Regions from separate parts of the Homo sapiens genome. Here region 1 is linked to region 2. Evidence: read pairs that join two places in POLR2A ChIA-PET (ENCODE). Cell type or tissue: OCI-LY7. All regions are shown on one strand. Each heading gives the region's core, and the rest is flanking DNA. Links, peaks and the distances in the headings are about the cores only. Region 1 overlaps MYO1F (myosin IF). Region 2 overlaps NFILZ (NFIL3 like basic leucine zipper).

Region 1 (4,245 bases), core at 246-4,245, 83 kb after region 2:
CCTGGGTGGGGGCAGGATGAGGGGACAGGGAGGACAAAACCTACCAGGACACCACACGACCCTTAACCATCCCTCAGACCTACATCGGCTCTGTGCTCATCTCTGTAAACCCCTTCAAGCAGATGCCCTACTTCACCGACCGTGAGATCGACCTCTATCAGGGCGCGGTGAGGCTGGGGCTGGGTGGGAGGCACAGCCCCCAGACTCCTGGCCCCCAGCCCTGGGCTGAGACCTGACCTCCCCTGCCAGGCCCAGTATGAGAATCCCCCGCACATCTACGCCCTCACGGACAACATGTACCGGAACATGCTTATCGACTGTGAGAACCAGTGTGTCATCATTAGGTATGGACAGAGTTGGGGGGCCACAGACCCTGCTGCCCGGGCCCCTGCTGAAACATCACCACCCCCAGGGAGGTTTGCCTGAAACTCCCAATCTGAACATTGCCCTGCTGTCCCTCTCTGCCCTCACTCTGTTTTATTTTCCTTGTCACCATCTGACTCACGATGTATTTTATTGATTCATTCTGCTATTGTCTGTCTGTCCCCTCTAAATGTCACCTCAGGCCAGGTGTAGTGGCTCATGCTTGTAATCCTGGCACTTTGGGAGGCCAAGGCGAGAGGATCTCTTGAGGCTAGGAGTTCAAGACCAGCCTGGGCAATATGGCAACATCCTGTCTCTGTATAGATAATAATTAGCCGGACACGGTGGTGCACGCCTGTAGTCCCCAGCTACTCAAGAGGCTGAGGAGGGAGGATTGCTTGAGCCCAGGAGTTCCAGGCAGGAACAGGTGCTATGATCACACCACTGCACTCCAGCCTGGGCAACAGAGTGAGACCCCATCTCAGTCAATCAATCGATGCCAGCTCTATGAGAGCAGAGAGAGAGAAAGAGAGCGAGAGAGAGAGAGAGAGAGAGAGAGAGAGTGTGTGTGTGTGTGTGTGTGTGTGTGACAGAGTCTCAGTCTGTCACCCAGGCTGGAGTGCAGTGGCACAACCTCAGCTCACTGCAACCTCTGCCTCCCAGGTTCAAGCAATTCTCCTGCCTCAGCCTCCTGAGTGGCCGGGATTACAGGCGCCCACCACCATGTCCGGCTAATTTTTGTATTTTAGTAGAGACTGGGTTTCACCATGTTGGCCAGGCTGGTCTCTAACTTTTGACCTCAAGTGATCCGCCCTCCTCAGGCTCCCAAAGTGCTGGGATTACAGGCAGGAGCCACCATGCCCGGCTGAGAGCAGAGATTTTATCTGTCTTGTTCATTACAGTATCCCCAGTACCCGGAATACTGGCAGGCACACAGTAGGTGCTCAATGAATGAATGGTCAGGCACTAAAAAGGGCTCTTCCCCAACCACTGATCATTTATTCCTCCATTCATCCCCAGTGGAGAGAGTGGAGCTGGGAAGACAGTGGCAGCCAAATATATCATGGGCTACATCTCCAAGGTGTCTGGCGGAGGCGAGAAGGTCCAGGTGAGACGAGGAAAACAGAAGGATAAGCTGGGTCGCCCTCACCTGCATGGTAGTGCAGCCCCACCCATCTGCACTCCTGCCTCAGTCTGACTTCTTCCCACTCCACCTGCCTCTGCCCCAGCACGTCAAAGATATCATCCTGCAGTCCAACCCGCTGCTCGAGGCCTTCGGCAACGCCAAGACTGTGCGCAACAACAATTCCAGCCGCTTTGTAAGTCTCTGCAGACCTGCTTGGAGCAGCTGCTCCCTCCGTGCTGACCTTTCTACACACACACCCACACATACACACACCCGTATTGCCAAGACAAGAGTCCATTGAAAACCCAGCAGGAAATACCTACTCCTGAAGGGGAGACTCACTTCCTGCTCATGGTCCCTTTCAAAAGAGAGTCCCCCATTGGCAGAACTGTGGAGGCCATGACACCCCTGTGTAACATTCTTAAATGCTCCCCCGGCTGCAGCCATGCTACATTGTTCCCATTCACATTTCAGGTCCAATTTATTCCCTCATCCATTCCTTCTTTCGACAATAGTTCTGGGACTCGTTCTTTGTGTGGGTGCTGCGCTGGGCCCAGTGAAAGTCAGGATAGGTAAACAGATATGGATTCAGGGTTTGATTCTATCACTGTGAGCTGTGTAGCCTGGGGGGGAAAAAAATCTATGCAACTTCCTGAGTTTCCTCTGTTTGCTCATCCATAAAATGGTGACGATGTTAATATCCATCTCATAGACTTCAGTATTACACCTGCACATGGACATGGTTTAATAAATTCCATACCCTTGGGCTGGGTGTGGGGGCTCACATCTGAAATCCCAGCACTTTGGGAGGCTGAGACAGGCGGATCACTTGAGGTCTGGAGTTCAAGACCAGCCTGGCCAACATGATGAAAAATACAAAAATTAGCTCTGCCAAAAATACAAAAATTAGCTGGGCATGGTGGCGGGTGCCTGTAGTCCCAGCTACTCAGGAGGCTAAGGCAGGAGAATCACTTGAACCCAGGAGGTGGACGTTGCAGTGAGCCGACATTGCGCCACTGAATCCCAGCCTGAGCAACAGAGTCAGATTCTGTCTCAAAAAAAAAAGGAAGAAGGGAAGAGAGGCAAGGCTCATAAGACCCATCCCCAACCCTTCCCCCACCTGCACCCCAGGACACTGGGGTGCTGACATGGTTCTCTCGGATTCAGGGCAAGTACTTTGAGATCCAGTTCAGCCGAGGTGGGGAGCCAGATGGGGGCAAGATCTCCAACTTCTTGCTGGAGAAGTCCCGCGTGGTCATGCAAAATGAAAATGAGAGGAACTTCCACATCTACTACCAGGTGCAGGGAAGGGGCCGGGGGAGAGGGAGCACCACCTGGAGCCCAGCGGGGTGGACAATGGGAAGGTAAACACCTAGGGGGGCATGGCAGGGCAGATGAGGGATCACAGGGGCTGAGCCAGGCAAGCACCAGATGCATGAACATGGCACACCCTCCAGCTGCTGGAAGGGGCCTCCCAGGAGCAAAGGCAGAACCTGGGCCTCATGACACCGGACTACTATTACTACCTCAACCAATCGGACACCTACCAGGTGGACGGCACGGACGACAGAAGCGACTTTGGTGAGACTCTGGTGAGCACCGGCCTCTACTCCAGTCCCCGGCCAGGCAGACCTCAGCCCCAGAAACCCTCCTGAGTTACAAATTAGGAAACCGAAGCCCAGGCCAGGCATGTGGCTCAAGCCTGTAATCCCAGCACTTTGGGAGGCCGAGGCAGGTAGATCACTTAAGGTCAGGAGTTTAAGACCGGCCTGGCCAACGTGGTTAAACCCCGTCTCTACTTAAAATACAAAAATTAGCCAGATGTGGTGGCGTGTGACTGTAATCCCAGCTACTGGGGAGGCAGAGGCAGGAAAATTGCTTGAAAACGGGAGGTGGAAGTTGCAGTGAGCCGAGATCACACTACTGCACTCCAGCCTGGGCAACAGAGTGAGACTACATCTCAAAAAAAAAAAAAAAAAAGGCCAGGCACGGTGGCTCACACCTGTAATCCCAGCACTTTGGGAGGCCGAGGCAGGTAGATCACCTGAGGTCAGGAGTTCAAGACCAGCCTGGCCAACATAGTGAAACCCCATCTTTATTAAGAATACAAAGATTAGCCGGGTATGATGCCATGCGCCTGTAGTCCCAGCTACTAGGGAGGCTGAGGCAGGAGAATCGCTTAAACCCGGGAGGTGGAGGTTGCAGTGAGCCAAGATAGCGCCGCTGCACTCCCGCCTGGGTGAAAGAGTGAGACTCTAAAAAAAAAAAAATAGGAAACCAAAGCCCAGTCCGGACACGACGCTCACGCCTGTAATCCCAGCTACTCGGGAGGCGGAGGCAGGAAAATCGCTTGAACCTGGGATGAGGAGGTTGCAGTGAGCCAAGATCATACCACTGCACTCCAGCCTGGGCAACAGAGGGAGACTCTGTCTCAAAAATAAAAAATATAATAAAAAACAAAGCCCAGAGAGGTGCAGGCACTTACCCAAGGTCACGCGGCAAGTGACTGAAAGGGGTAGGACAGGGACCCAAGGGTGCTCACTCCCTGAGTCCGTGCTGTGGTCCCTCAAGCCTGCCCCTGGAGGCAGGTTGGAGGCCAGGATTCACGGCACAGTTTCTGCCCCCGTTGTACCACAGAGTGCTATGCAGGTTATTGGGATCCCGCCCAGCATCCAGCAGCTGGTCCTGCAGCTCGTGGCGGGGATCTTGCACCTGGGGAACATCAGTTTCTGTGAAGACGGGAATTACGCCCGAGT
Region 2 (4,509 bases), core at 240-4,239:
AAGTGCTGGAATTACAGGCGTGAGCCACTGCACTCGGCCTTTTTTTTTTTTGAGATGGAGTCTCACTCTGTCGCCTAGGCTGGAGAGCAGTGGTGCAATCTCGGGTCACTGCAACCTCCACCTCCCCAGTTCAAGCTATTCTCCTGCCTCAGCCTCCCAAGTAGCTGGGACTACAAGTATGCACCGCCATTCCCTGCTAATTTTTGTATTTTTAGTAGAGAAGGGGCTTCACCATGTTGGTCAGGCTGGTCTCGAACTCCTGACCTCAGGAGTTGCTGAGTTCTATGGTAACTTTGTGTTTAAGGTTTTGTTTTGGTTTGGTTTTGGTTTTTTTTCTATTGCCCAGGCTGGAGTGCAGTGGTGTGATCTCAGCTCACTACAATCTCTGCCTCCTGGATTCAAGTGACTCTCCTGCTTCAGCCTTCTGAGAGCTGAGATTATATGTGTGCGTCATCACACCCGGCTGGAGTGCACAGTCCTAGCTCACTGCAGCCTCGAACTCCTGGGCTCAAGTGATCCTTCTGCCTTGGCCTCTTAAAGTACTGGGACTACAGGTATGAGCCACCACATTCAGCCTTGCCCATTTTTTTAAAAACTAGGCAAGGATTTGGTTAGAATGAAGATTCTGGCCTCCCCTCCAGGCACCCTGTCCTATACCTCACCTGATTCGCACTTCTATATCTTCCCCTTGGCCCCAGCTCTATCCCTGACTGTCCCCCTCCAGTATCCAGGGGACCAGTGTCCTGTCTCTCCATACAAAAGCCTCCATATAGGCCAGGCGCAATGGCTAATGCCTGTAATCCCAAAACTTTGGGAGGCCAAGGTGGGCGGATCACTTGTGGTCAGGAGTTCGAGGCCAGCCTGGGCAAAAGGGTGAAACCTCACCTCTATTAAAAATACAAAAATTAGCCAAGCATGGTGGCTCACGCCTGTAATCCCAGCACTTTGGGAGGCCAAGGCAAGCTGATCACCTGAGGTCGGGAGTTCAAGGCCAGCCTCACCAACATGGTGAAACCCCGTCTCTACTAAAAATAAAAATTAAAAAAAAAAACATAGCTGGGCATGATGGTGCATGCCTGTAATCCTAGCTACTCAGGAGGCTAAGGGAGGAGAATTGCTTGAACCCAGGAGGCAGAGGTTGCGGTGAGCCGAGATGGCGCCATTGAACTCCAGCCTGGGCGACAGAGCAAGACTCTGTTTCAAAAAAAAAAAAAAAAAGATGGAGTCTCGCTGTGTTGCCCAGGCTGGAGTGCAATGGCGCAATCTCGGCTCACTGCAACCTCCGCCTCCCAGGTTCAAGCATTTCTCCTGCCTCAGCCTCCCAAGTAGCTGGGACTACAGGCGTGTGCCACCATGCCCAGTTAATTTTTGTATTTTTAGTAGAGACGGGGTTTCACCATGTTGGTCAGGCTGGTCTCGAACTCCTGACCCCGTGATTCACCCGCCTCGGCCTCCCAAAGTGCTGAGATTACAGGCATGAGCCACCGCGCCCAGCCGAAAATAAAATTTTTTTAAAAGGCTGGTTTTGGCTGGGTGTGGTGGCTCATGCCTGTAATACCAGTACTTTGGGAGGATGAGCCGGGTAGAACACTTGAGGCCAGGAGTTCAACACCAGCCTGGGCAATACGGTGAAACCCCCTCTCTACTAAAAATACAAAAATCAGCTGGGTGTGGTGGTGCGCACCTGTAATTCCAGCTACTCTGGAGGCTGAGACAGGAAAATAGCTTGAGCCCAGGAGGCAGAGGTGGCAATGAGCCAAGACTGCACCATTGCACTCCAGTTTGGGTGACAGAGCAAGACCCTGTCTAATAAATAAAAATAAATAAACAAATAAATAAAGAGAGAAAGAGAAAGTCAGAGACAGAGAGAGAGAATAAGGACTCATAGGTATTCACCGTAGAGAAATGGAAACTTACCCTCACACCAAAACTTGCACATCAACGTCTGGCACATTATTTATCATCGCCTATGAATTTGGGCATTCGTCACCAAAACTGGAAACAACTCACGTGTCTGTCAACAAATGAATGGATGCATGGTGACACATCCATACCAGGGACTCCTCAACAGTAAAAGAAACAAAAAATGCTACACCCAACAACGTGAATAAGCCTCAAATGCATTCTGCTGCCTGGAAGAAGTATGCGCCAAAAGCTGCCTATGGTACGATTCCATTGACATAATATCCTGGGAAAAGGCAGAAATATAGCAACAGAGAGGAAGTCAGCAGGGGCCAGGGGCTGGGACTGAGGGAGAGAAATTGACTCCAGAGGGGCACGCAGGAATTGCAGGAATTGGGAGGGAAAAAGGTATTCTGTATTTCTTTTTTTTTTTTTTTAATTTTTTTTTTTTTGAGATGGAGTCTTGCTCTGTTGCCCAGGCTGAGGTGCAGTGGTATGATCTCGGCTCACTGCAACCTCCGCCTCCCAGGTTCAAGCGATTCTCCTGCCTCAGCCTCCTGAGTAGCTGGGATTACAGGTGCCCACCACCATGCCCGGCTAATTTTTGTATTTTTAGTAGAGACAGAGAGTCACTATGTTGGCCAGGCTGGTCTTGAACTCCTGACCTCAAGTGATCCACCCGCCTCAGCCTCCCAAAGTGCTAGGATTACAAGTGTGAGCCACCAGGCCTGGCCGGTATTCTGTATTTCTATTGAGGTTGTGGTTATAGGGTTGTGTGGTTTGTCAAATATCACAGAATCGTATACTAATATGTATGGGTTTCACTGTCAGTAAATTACACTGGTTTTTTTGTTTTTTTGTTTGTTTGTTTGTTTGTTTGTTTGTTTGTTTGTTTGTGATAGGGTCTTGGCTAAAGTGCAGTGGGGCCATCTTGGCTTGATGCAGCCTCGACTTCCCGGATTCAAGTGATCCTCCCACCTTAGCCTCCCAATTAGCTGGAACTACGAATGCACACCACTATGCCCAGCTAATTTTCTGTTTTGTTTTTTGTAGAGACAAGGTCTCACTGTGTTGCCCAGACTGATCTCCAATGCCTGAGCTCAAGCGATCCGCCCGCCTCAGCCTCCCAAAGTGCTGGGACTATAGGCCTGTGCCACCACACCTGGCCAGTAAATTACACTTTAATTTTTACTTAAATGAAAGGAAAAAACATTACAATAATAAGGCCCAGCATTTTGGTAGGCTGAGGCAAGAGGATTACTTGAGGCCAGGAATTTGAGAGAGATCCCATCTCTACAAAAAATAAAAATTAGCTGGGTGTCACGGCATGCGCCGATAGTTCCAGCTACTCAGGAGGCTGATGTGGGAGAATCATTTGAGCCCAGACATTCAAGGCTGGATTGCACCACTGCAATCCAGCCTGGGCAACAGAGTGAAACCCTGTCTCAAAAAGAAAAAAAAAAGAGGCCAGGCAGGGTGGCTCACGCCTGTAATCCCAACACTTTGGGAGACCAAGGGGGTGGATCACTTGAAGCCAGGGGTTCAAGACCAGCCTGGCCAACATGGTGAAACCCCTTCTCTACCAAAGATACAAAAATCAGCTGGGCATGATAGCACACACCTGTAGTCCCAGCTACTTGGGAGGCTGAGGCAGGAGAATCGCTTGAACCTGGCAGGTGGAGGTTGCAATGAGCCGAGATGGCGCCACCGTACTGCAGCCTGGGTGACAGAGCAAGACTCTATCTCAAAAAAAAAAGGAAACAAGAAAGCAAGCAAGAAAGCAAAAAAGAGAGAGAGAGAAGGAAAGAAGGGAGGGAAGGAAGGAAGGAAGGAAGGAAGGAAGGAAGGAAGGAAGGAAGGAAGGAAGGAAGGAAGGAAGGAAGGGAGAAAAGTTATACTAATGATAACTGAGTAAGAAAGAAAGCTATACTCCCAAATCCACTTCCTCCCCTTCCACAACCTCCTGTCCAGCCTCGACATCTGTCTCTCCCTCCCCAGGACCCTGCTCCCTTGACCAGGAGGCAGGGGGCCTTGTCCCAGGACAAGAGCTGAGTTGGGCATAGCTAAGTTGGTCTTCAGAGGGGGCAGGAAGGGAGGCAGGAAACCATCCTCAGGGCGGCTGGAGGGCTCCTCCCACAGCAGCTGCAGGTGCACTTCCAAGAGCCAGAGGTGGGGGAAGGTAGAGAGAGGGAAAGGAGCTGGCCCTCAGAGCCTAGGCAAGGGTCCAAGGTCAAGGTGTCAAGTTCAAGGTCAAGACACCTTCCCTGTGCAGCCTCAGCTTAGCCGCAGCTTCCCTACCTCACTGCCAATAACACCAACTTTTACTGGAAAAGGGTCCCGATCCAGACCCCAAAAGAGGGTTCTTAGGTCCCCCGCAAGAAAGATTTCAGGGAGAGTCCACGGAGTAAAGTGAAAGCAAGCTTATTAAGGAAGTAAAGGAGGCCGGGCGCGTTGGCTTCCACCTATAATCCCAGCACTTTGGGAGGCCGAGGTGGGTGCATCGCCTTAGGTCAGGAATCCAAGACCAGTCTGGCCAACACGGTAAAACCCCGTCTCGACTGAAAATACAAAAAATTAGCTGGGCATGGTGGTGCACATCTGTAATCT

The links. ChIA-PET counts read pairs that join two places held together with the same protein. Peaks named below come from ENCODE experiments on the same cell type or tissue, not always from the same donor. Only the 100,000 strongest peaks of a DNase experiment are listed, where the experiment ranks them.
Region 1: POLR2A ChIA-PET joins it to region 2 with 8 read pairs; 5 of 35 experiments call an interaction of 5 or more read pairs at or near these places.

The regions. Positions count from the first base shown.
Region 1 is chr19:8,550,576-8,554,820 of GRCh38, reverse strand. It overlaps MYO1F (myosin IF), which reads left to right. Exons shown (of 28, transcript NM_012335.4): 3 at 78-167; 4 at 250-344; 5 at 1,384-1,471; 6 at 1,593-1,682; 7 at 2,657-2,788; 8 at 2,947-3,081; 9 at 4,127-4,245. Among named protein-coding and RNA genes, the nearest start is that of MYO1F, 25 kb to the left of the region's middle. RefSeq lists a silencer at 1,770-1,970. In OCI-LY7, for the core only: no CTCF peak of the experiment used is centred there; a DNase peak (open chromatin) is centred at 1,870.
Region 2 is chr19:8,633,155-8,637,663 of GRCh38, reverse strand. NFILZ (NFIL3 like basic leucine zipper) reads right to left here. Exons shown (of 6, transcript NM_001378600.1): 3 at 1,918-2,014. Among named protein-coding and RNA genes, the nearest start is that of NFILZ, 4.8 kb to the right of the region's middle. In OCI-LY7, for the core only: no CTCF peak of the experiment used is centred there; no DNase peak of the experiment used is centred there.